Linked DNA regions of Homo sapiens: region 2 is linked to region 1. Evidence: chromatin contacts called from ENCODE Hi-C or POLR2A ChIA-PET data. All regions are on one chromosome and are shown on one strand. The core of a region is the stretch at or near the end of the contact, and the rest is flanking DNA. Distances in the headings are between cores, read along the strand shown.

Region 1 (5,411 bases), core at 1,353-3,852:
AGCAAAAGGTACAATAGATCCCTTTAATCTACTCTACCTCACAGTATTTAAAATTTAGCAAGATTGTCAATATGGAGGGACAAATATATATTGTTTTTGTTTCTAGAGACAGAGACTCACTCTGTCGTCCAGGCTGGAATGCAATTGCTCCATCACGGCTCACTGCAACCTCAGCCTCCTGGGCTCAAGCAATCCTCCCACCTCAGCCTTCCGAGTAGCCAGGACTATAGGCATGGGCCAATATGCTGAGCTAATTTTTTTGGCATTTGTTGTACAGGCAGAGTTTCATCATGTTGTCCAGGCTGGACTCGAACTCCTGGACAAATATATTTATTAACCTAATAATACTGTAACTGCCCAGTGGGTTCTCCTTGCCCACTGTCCAAACAGAGATGATTTATTAAGACAGGGGAATTGGAATACAGAAAGAGTTTAATTCACACAGAGCGAGCTGAATGGAAGACTAGAGTTTTATTACTGAAATCAGTCCCCCCCAAAATTTAGAGACTGCATTTTTTTAAGGATAGTTTGGTGGGTAGAGGGCCAGGGAGTGGAGAGTGCTGATTGATCAGGAGGTGCCAGCTGATGCACCATAATGCAGGGTCTAAAAAATATCTTGAGCACCAATCTCAGGTTTTACAATAGTAATATTATCCCTAGGAGCAACTGGGGAGGGTTGAAATCCTGTGGCTTCTGGCTGCATGGCTCCTAAGCCATCATTTCTAATCTTGTGGTTAATATGTTAGTCTTACAAAGGCAGTCTGGTCCCCCTGGCAAGAAGGAGGTTTGTTTCAGGAAACTGCTGTTATCATCTTTGTTTCAAAGTTAGACTATAAATTAAATTCCTCCCAAAGTTAGTTTGGCCTGCACCCAGGAATGAAGAAGGGCAGCTTGGAGAGTGTAAGCAAGCTGGAGTCAGTCAGGTCAGACCTCTTTCATAATTTTCTCAGTGTTTATTTTTGCGAAGGTGGTTTCAATACCCCTAACTTTTCTACTTAAAATTACGATATATGCTATTTCAGACTTTTTCTTCAGTATATGAAAGGGTTTAAAGATTTTTGTCACTTCTCATAAAAAAACTAAATTATTTATTAGTTTTACATTTCTTCCCATCATGTTATGCAGTAACAACATATATAGCGCAGTTTCTTGAGTGAATTGAGGAAAGAAATATAGCTCAGAGCAATCTGAGCTATGTGAGGTCTGCAAGAGGTGCCAGGCCCAGAGAGACATGAGTATGTGACTTTAGTCACATCCTACAACCCCCCACCATCTTGCATCTATGCCCAGGGGTAATTGTTTTTTGTTTGGGTTTTTGTTTTGACACAGGGTCCTGCTCTGTTTCCCAGGCTGGAATACAATGGCATGATCTCAACTCACTGCAGCCTCGACCTCCCTGGCTCAAGTGATTCTCCCCACTCAGCTTCAAGAGTAGCTGGGACTACAGGTGCATGCCACCATGTCTGGCTAATTTTTGTGTGAGTGTGAAGATGTGGTCTCACCATGTTGCCCAGGCTGTGCTCAAGCAATCTTCCTTTCTTGGTCTCCCAAAGTTCTCGCATTATAGGCATGAGCCAACGTGCCCTTTATCAGGTTTTTTGTTTTTTCAGACAGGGTCTCACTCTGTTGCCCAGGCTGAAGTTCAGTGGCATGATCATGGCTTTTGTTGCCCCGGCTGGTCTTTAACTCCTGGGCTCGAGGGATCCTCCTGCCTTGGCCTCCCAAGGTGTTGGGATTACAGGTGTGAGCCACCGTGCCCAGTCAGGGACAATTGTTTAAAGGCATTTTGGCTGGCATGCTGGTTCATCCTGTAATCTCAGCATTTTGGAAAGACAAGAGAATCAGTTGAAGCCAGGAGTTTGAGATCAACCTCGGCAATATAGAGAAACCCTGTCTCTGTTTAAATACACCTATTTTGAAGAAAAAAAAAGCCATTTTGTTTCTGACTAGCTGAACTGCCCATTATCTTCATGTTCCTGAAATTTGTGATACAAAGAACATGGTACAGCCAATCAATAAATTATATTATTTAAATGTAAATTATTGGTACATATATTAGTCCATTATCACACTGCTATAAAGAACTACCTGAGGCAGGGCATGGTGGCTCATGCCTATAATCCCAGCACTTTGGGAGGCCGAGGTGGGCGAATCACTTGAGGTCAGGAGTTTGAGACAAGACTGGCCAACATGGTGAAACCCCGTCTCTACTAAAAATACAAAAATTAGCCCAGGGTGGTGGCAGATGCCTGTAATCCAAGCTGCTGGGGAGGCTGAGGCAGGAGAATCACTCGAACCCTGGAGGTGGAGGTTGCAGTGAGCCGAGATTGTGCCACTGCACTGCAGCCTGGGTGATGAAGCGAGACTCCATCTCAAAAAAAAAAAAAAAAAAAAAAAAAAAACTACCTAAGACTGGGTAATTTATTTTAAAAAGAGGTTAGATTGACTCACAGTTCTGCATGGCTGGGGAGGCCTCAGGAAACTTAGAATCATGGCGGAAGGCAAAGGGAAAGCAAAGCACGTCTTACCGTAGCAGAGCAGGAAGAGAGAGAGAGTGAAAGGGGAAGTGCCACACTTTTAAACCATCAGATCTCGTGAGAACTCACTCACTTTTATGAGAAAAGTAAGGAGGAAATCCGCCCCCCATGATCCAGTCACTCCTGCCAGGCCACTTCTCTGACATGTAGGGATTACAATTCAACATGAGATTTGGGTGGGGACACAGAGACAAACCATATCAGTAAACAGTGTAAGATCACCTCTTCTTGTCCCTTAAAAACCTACTTGTGGCTGGGTGTGGTGGTTTGTGCCTGTAATCCCAGTACTTTGGGAGGCAGAGGCAGGAAGATTGCTTGAGCCCAGGAGTTCAAAACCAGCCTGAGCAACACAGTGAGACCCTCTCTCTACCAAAAAAAAAAAAAAGAAAAAAGTCAAGAGGATCACTCGAGCCCACGAGGCACAGGCTGCAGTGAGCCATGGTTGTGCCACTGCACTCAGCCTGGGTGACAGAGAAAGACCCTTTCTCATAAATAAAATAAAATAAAACAAAACCCCAGCTACTTGTAATTGCTGCTAGTTGGAGTACATATTCAGGGAACTTTGAGTCTATGTTTTAGGTTGCAGTCTTCAAACTTGGCCCAAATAAACTCTCTACTTACATTCCGTTTGCCTCAGTTTTTCCCTTTAGGTCAACAGAACAACATTACAAACTGGATTTTAATTTAATTGAGCAAATTGATATTTTTTCCTGAAGGCCACACAATGCTCTACAACCTGAGGAAAGAGGCATTAGGGAAAAGGAAGAGGAGGAGTACTGTATGTTTCCCAAGTTGTTCTTTAATTTTCTTTTCAGGTTAATTTGTTTGTTGCTTTTTTTCATCATCTAAATGTCTATTTTTTATATTAACCAAAATATGTCAATAGAATATATTTTTGGGTCCCATTTTTAGCCAATTAACTCATAACAAGCATTGTCCTGAAAAAGTTTTAAAAAGGCATATTGGGCCGGGCGCGGTGACTCACACCTGTGATCCTAGCACTTTGGGAAGCCGAGGTGGGCAGATCAGGAGGTCAGGAGTTCGAGACCATCCTGGCCAACATGGTGAAACCCTGTATCTACCAAAAATACGAAGAAATTAGCTGGGCGTGGTGGTGCACGCCTGTAATCCCAGCTACTCGGGAGGCTGAGGCAGGAGAATTGCTTGAACCCAGGAGGAAGACATTGCAGTGAGCCAAGATTGAGCCGTTGCACTCCAGCCTGGGCTACAGGGTGAGACTTCATCTAAAACAAAAAAAAAGTGTATTGTGTTGTTTATGTTATCTTACAAATTTTAATATTAAATTTCATTTGATATCACTTAGAAACAATGATGTAAATGAGAGAGGGAATGTGTGTATGTACCTCTTTCACTAGAATATATATATACATATATATATATATATTTTTTTTTTTTTTTTTTTTTTTTTTGATACAGTGTCTCACTCTGTCGCCCATGCTGGAGTGCAGTGGCGCGATCTTGGCTCACTGCAAGCTCTGCCTCCCGGGTTCACGCCATTCTCCTGCCTCAGCCTCCCGAGTAGCTGGGACTACAGGCGCCTACCACCACGCCTGGCTAATTTTTTGTATTTTTAGTAGAGATGAGGTTTTGCCGTGTTAGCCAGGATGGTCTCGATCTCCTGACCTCGTGATCCACCCGCCTCGGCCTCCCAAAGTGGTGGGATTACAGGCATAAGCCACCGTGCTCGGCCACTAGAATATATTTTTACAAAATAATAATGTCACTAGTAATAATACTTTAGAGTACTTTACCATCTCTATTCTTTACTTATGCTGCCATCTATATGCTAGCAAGACATTTTCAGATTAGTATTTCACAAAAACCATTTATTTGAGTCCTTACTGCATTACTTTAAATGTTCAGACCATTCTAAGTAATCTATGAGTTTAATCAATGGTATTGTTAGAATTAGCCTCTGGAATCATCTATCATTGAGTTTCTATCAAATTCTAAGGGGAGATAGAAGTGCTGTAGGTCTAAATTGTATGCAGCCCATCATCCTAATTATATCATGTAGGGAGGCCAGCTGGCTAGCTGTCAAGAGACCTCAGGATGCTCATTTAAATTGGTAAATTCACTGTGGTCCAGGCTCTGAATCTTTGCTCAGCAGCTTCAAAACTTGAATTTTTGTCAGCATGTTGAAAGTAAATTCTTCTCTTAGCAGACTCATAATATTCAAACGTACAGAGGCTGAAATGGTATTAATTTACAAAGGGCAACAAATTTTTTATGTGAGTTGTGCTGTACCAATGGGACCAGTGCATTTACTCTTTAAAGACAAAACTACATGGGAATCCAATTATAATTGACAGTTTGGGGGTGTGTATTCAGAACAAGAGAAGGTAGTTGGAAGACGTACCTTACATTTTTGTCAAATTTGTCATGTGGCCCGGAGTGTTTTGAGTTTTTGACCCAAGGTCTCTTCTTCCCTGTAGTTACAGGGTTGAGTACAAAAATGTAGGTATACGTAGGCCATGTAGTTTCGTTTGGGAGGCAAGGTGAGACTTGCAGATGAGTAGGAATTAGACAAGTAACAGTAGGATGGGTGTAGGGAACATTCCAGGCATATGAAATAGCATATATAATGGTTCAGAAGTAAGGGAGAGACTATGATGAGCCCAGAAATGTGTAATAGTTCAGCATGCCTGAAGTGTACAGTGTAAAGAAAATAATGTCAGGCTGGGCACAGTGGTTCACATCTGTAATCCCAGCACTGTGGGAGGCCAAGGTGGGAGAATCATTTGAGGCCAAGAGGTTGAGGCTGCAATGAGCTGAGATCGCAGCACTGTACTCCAGCCTGGGCGACAGAGTGAGATCCTATCTACAACCAAAAAAAAAAAAAAAAAAAAAAAA
Region 2 (5,411 bases), core at 1,345-3,844, 49 kb before region 1:
GCACCAAGGGAAGTTTATGCTCTGATTTTAGGCAGATAAGGAGAGGGCAGAGACCTCCTTCCAGCGTCTGTTAATTCATAATTGCTTTCAGCTCAAAATAATCGTTTTGCCAAAGTGGCATATTTTGGGGTGGCTAATCTCCTTCAGTAGCAGGTCCAAATTGAGATGTGCTATAAGATTATAATACACACATAATTTTGAAGACTTAGTATGAAGACAAAAGAATATAAAATATCTCATTAATAATTTTTGTATTGGCTGAGTGTGGTGGCTCATACCTATGATCCCAGCACTTTGGAAGGTTGAGGCAGAAGGATCACTTGAGGTCAGGAGTTAGAGACCAGTCTGGGCAACATAGTGAGACCTCATCTCTACATAAAAATTTCTAAATAAAATAATTAAATAAAAAAATAATTAATAAAAAATTAAATTAAAAAGTTAAATAAGGCCAGGCACGGTGGCTCACACCTGTAATCCCAGCACTTTGTGAGGCCAAGGTGGGCGGATCACCTGAGGTTGGGAGTTCGAGACCAGCCTGATCAACATGGAGAAACCCCGTCTCTACTAAAAATACAAAATTAGCCAGGAGTGGTGGCTCATGCCTGTAATCCCAGCTACTCAGGAGGCTGAGGCAGGAGAATTGCTTGAACCCGGGGGGTGGAGGTTGCGGTGAGCTGAGATTGTGCTATTGCACTCCAGCCTAGGCAACAAGAGTGAAATTCCATTTCAAAAAAGAAAAGAAAAGTTGAATTAAAAAATTAGCCAGGATTGTGATGTGTGCCTGTGGTCCCAGCTATTCAGGAGGCTGAGACAGAAGGATCATTTGAGCCCAGGAGGTTGAGGTTACAGTGAGCTCCACTGCACTCCAGCCTGGGTGCCAGAGCAAGATCCCATCTCAAAATAATAATAATAATTTTTATATTGATTATGTATTGAAATTATACTTTTGATAAACTGAGCTAAATATGTATTATTAAATTAATTTTATCTGTTCCCACTTTTTAAAATGTGGTTACTATTACAACATTTAAAATAAAATGTGGCTCATATTATACTGCTGTGAGTCAGTGTTGTCCTGGATAGTAAATAAATGACTCAAGCAAAGAGTGTATTTGGTTTCTAGTAGGGTGGTCTTCATCATCAGGCAGACAGCAGATGTTAGCTAATTTACTAGAGCAATTGCAATTTAAACTCAGAAGTAATTTAAACAATACAGAGACCTCCTGGGATGCTTGGACAAGTGGAGAGTATTTTTGTTCTTGTATTTGTTATTTTAAACTTTCAATGATATATTGGTAGACTGAGGTGAAACTTTTCATATCCACTTCAAAGACAGCCCTCAGTTCTTTAGAATGTAAGATAAGAACAATAAATCTTGAGGTGAAATGATAGAAATAAGATCAATTTAAATAGTAGGGGGATCTGATGAAATGCAGTTAACTTAAGAGCATTCCCTGGTGTCCAACATCCATATAAAAAAGGTCACCATTTATGGAAATGCAAGGTAGTAAATATTACCTCCCAGGCATCAACCTAAGAATTGAGTGAGGGATTGAGATTACTAATAATTAAGACAAAAAGTATTATTTTGCACTAGCCCCCATCTGCTGATTCTCGGAGCTTTTCCGAATCTTTCTTGATGACTTAAGATGGCTGTGGGGATGACTGTGAATGAAACCTGAGGAATTTTTTTGCCCCACATTTTCTCTTGGTTTCTCAATCCTGTAAGGGCTCCCGGTCTTTTCCAGGGTATTTTAGGACCACAGATTGCCACCTATGACCTGCCTGTTCTACACCTGCTTCCTTGACTTTGGTGGAGTTGTCACTCCTCACAGCTGCTGCCTTCAGCAAAACACTCTCACCTTTGGGTGCCAAAAGCAGAGCAGTCCTGAGCTTCTACAGCAGCCTGTCCCCCTCTACTGAAAACTAGCAACTTTCTAGCTTCTTGTTTTATTGGGTTTTTTTTTTTTTATATTTATATTAACTTTATTCCTAACAGCCAGAAACAGGAAACAATACAAATGTCCATCTACTGGCGATAAACTAATAAACACACTGTGGTATATCCAAACAATAAAATACTCTCCACAAAAAGGAACAAACCACTGATAATATAACAGCAAAGGATGAATCTCAAAAGCACATGCCAAGGAAAAGAAGTCGGATGCAAAATACTGTGGTGGAATACTGTGCGGTTCCACTCAGGTGATGCTCTGGAAAAGGGAGAAGTACATGGATAGAAATCAGATCACTGGTCACCAGGAGCTCAGGCTGAGGGGAGGGGACTGACTCCAAAGGGTCACTAGGAGGCTTTCTGGGGTGATGGAAATGTTCTGAATCTTCACTGTAGTGGCTGGTGATTGCATTTCTCAAAATTCATAAACTGAATACCTAAAGAGGTGAATTTTACCATATATAAATTATACCTCCATAGAACTGGGTTAGAAATCTTATTTGCACAAACATTCTGAATTATCAGAATGTTTTTTATCCAAGGTGAATATCACCTGTGGTCAAGATCTTCTCACCAGGATGGTCTTCTTGCAGTCCAAGACCCAGCTACAGTCACTATGTCCGGAGTGGGTTTTTTTTTTTCTTTTTAGATGAAGTCTCACTCTCCACCATATGAGGACACAGCGAGAAGGTAGCCACCTGCAAAACAGGAAGATAGCCTTCACCAGGAACAGAATCTGCTGGCACCTTGATCTTGGACTTCGCAGCTTCGATAAGTCTTCTCCGCCTAATGGTCCATTCCCATTTCCACTGATGGACCTGCAGCACTCGCCCTCCTCCACTCCCAGGAGGAACCTCCCCCACGGCTGCTGCTACAGGACTGCTTGACTTCTTTAGGCTGCTCCATCAGGATTCACATTCCCCAACCCACACAGAACCTAGCCAGGGCCTTCCTAGCTTCTTTCCTTCCCTTCTTTCCTGAGGGGAAAGTCCACCTTGGGTTTAAATGGCTTAAGACTGGGCAATAAGCCTGATCTCACTCTCAACCTTTGTCTACATCATGCTTATGTTTTGACAAAGTGGAATTTTACCTGAAGGTTAAGAAAGCCCATTGCCCTTTTACGTTCTGGAAAATGACTTACTGCAAGGGGCCACCCTTCCCCGTATGACTTAGACAAGTTTCATGAGTGCCCCTTTGTCTACTGATGACAAAACTAGATAGGGATCTTCCAGTCTTCTGTTTTTGACCTCCTAAATGACTAGCTGAACTGCTTGTCACCACTGATCAATCAGAACAAAATGCCTGTTAGCCAAACTTTGGTTAAGCTTCTCTCCTTCCCCCAGGCCCCTGAGCTTTGGCCCTCCATAACCCAAGCCAGCATACAGCCTCTTCTTAGGGACCCCTCCCCACAAATAGGCTGGCCACCAGGTAGAACATTCTCTGATCTACTGTCCCATGAGGTCACTCTTTCATTCCTCCTTGAATTAGCATAGTGATGTCACCTTCCTGAGCCTTTTCTTTTTGAGACAGAGTCTTGCTCTGTTGCCCAGGCAGAAGTGTAGTAGTGTAATCTCAGCTCACTGCAACCTCGGCCTCCTGGACTCAAGCAATCCTCCCACCTCAGCCTCCCAAGTAGCTGAGACTACAGGTGCCTGCCACCATGCTTGGCTGATTTTTTTTGGTACTTTTTGTAGAGACAGGATTTCATCATGTTGCCCAGGCTAGTCTGGAACTCCTGGGTTCAAGCAATCTGCCCACCATGGCCTCCTAAAGTGCTAGGATTACAGGCATGAGCCACCGTGCCCAGCCCTGAGCCTTATTTTCACTTCAATACCAGACATTGCTAAGTGGCAGTTGCTGGGCCAGGGTCAGCCCCAAATTTTCTTTATTCAGTACATACAGTATTGGAAATATTTATTTTAATCAATTACCACCATTGAAAAAAAATCAGGAGACTTTACGTAAATCTTTTGGCTTCTCTTAAGAAACAGGATCCGGAAACATTGTTTCCACCTCCTTGTAAGGTGACAGCACTCATAACTGGCCTGCTTTGCTCATTTTCGTGACCTGCCTGGGTTTTGGCTTTATGTTAACCCTAACCCCTGGCAGAGAGTGCACAGTTCTCTCTCATATAGTTGTTATGAGGTCCAAATAAAATAGTGTATAAAGTAGCTCCCAGTAAGAACTGAATCATTATTACTTCTCCCTTTTTAGTTGCTGAAATTCAGGTTTGTGAGCTTACGTTGACTTTTAAGCATCTAAATAGATTTTCCATTTTACATAGATGAATAATGATTAAAAATAGCAAAAGTAGGATTAGATGAACACCTGGGATGAAGCAAATCCTTAAAGGAAAATAATATGATCTCAGGATCTTGAAAACATGTTTGCAAGATACATTTTTCCTTGAGATTAAAATCTTAGACTTTTGTTATCTCTTCCAAATGAACCATTTAATCAATGAGACAGTTTATTGGACAAATAGATGTTTTCCTTGCACTGTGCCAAAAAACAGATTTGATTGATTTTACAATTAAATTGAGGGAAGTGGCTGATAGTTTTTGCAAACTCATTCCTTGCCCTTTATTGATTTTTGTTTAAAGTTTAGCCATTGAACATTACAATAAAGTAACTAAGCAAGCCACCTTGAACTGACAAAACAAGGGCACTCACTAAGTGAAAACACCACACATAATGATAAGACCTGTCAGAGCACTTATGGATTCTGCATCTGATCACTGGAATATGACGTCTAGAGTACTAGGATTAAGAATCTCAGCCTTGAAGTTAAAAAAAAAAAAAAAAAAAGGACTCTTAACCTTTTCCTGGCACAGTGGCTCATGCCTGTAATTCCAACACTTTGGGAGGCCAAGGCTGGAGGACTGCTTGAGGCCTGGAGTTTAAGACCAGGCTGGGCAACATAGTGAGACCCCTCCCCTTCCCATCTCTACAAAATAATAAATAAATAAATAAATAAATAAATAAATAAATAAATAAATAAATAAAAGAATCCCAGCCTTGAGGTTAGCTTTGGACTATCAAAGCTGCCTCAACTATTGCTCATTTAGAGAGCTCAAAAGCTTTTTTAAGAACTCGCTTATTTGTTTCATTTCCTCTTCTGAAGATTTTTTTTGCAGATCCAGACTTTGAAGAGGCTCCTCCCTCCTGCCAGGCTCACTTGCCCTTGTCCTTGCTGTGACAAATTACATATTTCAAAACTCTCAAGTAGTGCCCCGCTTCTGTCCCAACGCTACCACCACCATGCATATCCCTTGCTGAACTCTGAAACCAAGACTCAGTTTCAGGAAACACAGCTGTCAGAACACTCCTCCAGTTACAGAGTCTACAGGCATCTCACACTAGGTCTCCAGGTCCCCATGTCCCAGCATGAAGTGGGGGTGGAATGTGGCAGAGGCCTGTCACCTCTCCTCCCTCCAGGGCTGGCAACAACTTCCCC

The links. Hi-C counts contacts between places; a loop is a spot of excess contacts on that map. ChIA-PET counts read pairs that join two places held with the same protein, here RNA polymerase II (POLR2A). Pooled maps may share reads with other maps.
Region 2: a pooled map shows a loop between it and region 1 (2.6-fold over the local background). The contact joins the promoter of LINC02413 here to the enhancer-like site in region 1. A Hi-C loop is called at or near these places in 4 of 168 maps with a recorded cell type or tissue (B cell, Caco-2, dorsolateral prefrontal cortex and 1 more), 13 of 37 single-sample maps with no recorded cell type and 9 of 50 pooled maps. POLR2A ChIA-PET finds 5 or more read pairs at or near these places in 13 of 52 experiments (AG04450, B cell, BJ and 10 more).

What each region holds. Positions count from the first base shown.
Region 1 is chr12:92,938,487-92,943,897 of GRCh38, reverse strand. No RefSeq gene overlaps it. Among named protein-coding and RNA genes, the nearest start is that of EEA1, 12 kb to the right of the region's middle. Within about 2 kb of position 2,602, at least 3 of the 41 ENCODE cell types and tissues checked have a DNase peak (open chromatin) inside an H3K27ac peak, as active enhancers do; they include B cell, where a contact is called at or near this core.
Region 2 is chr12:92,987,928-92,993,338 of GRCh38, reverse strand. LINC02413 (long intergenic non-protein coding RNA 2413) reads right to left here and starts at 2,594. Exons shown (of 4, transcript XR_945212.3): 1 at 2,529-2,594. RefSeq lists an enhancer at 5,050-5,099.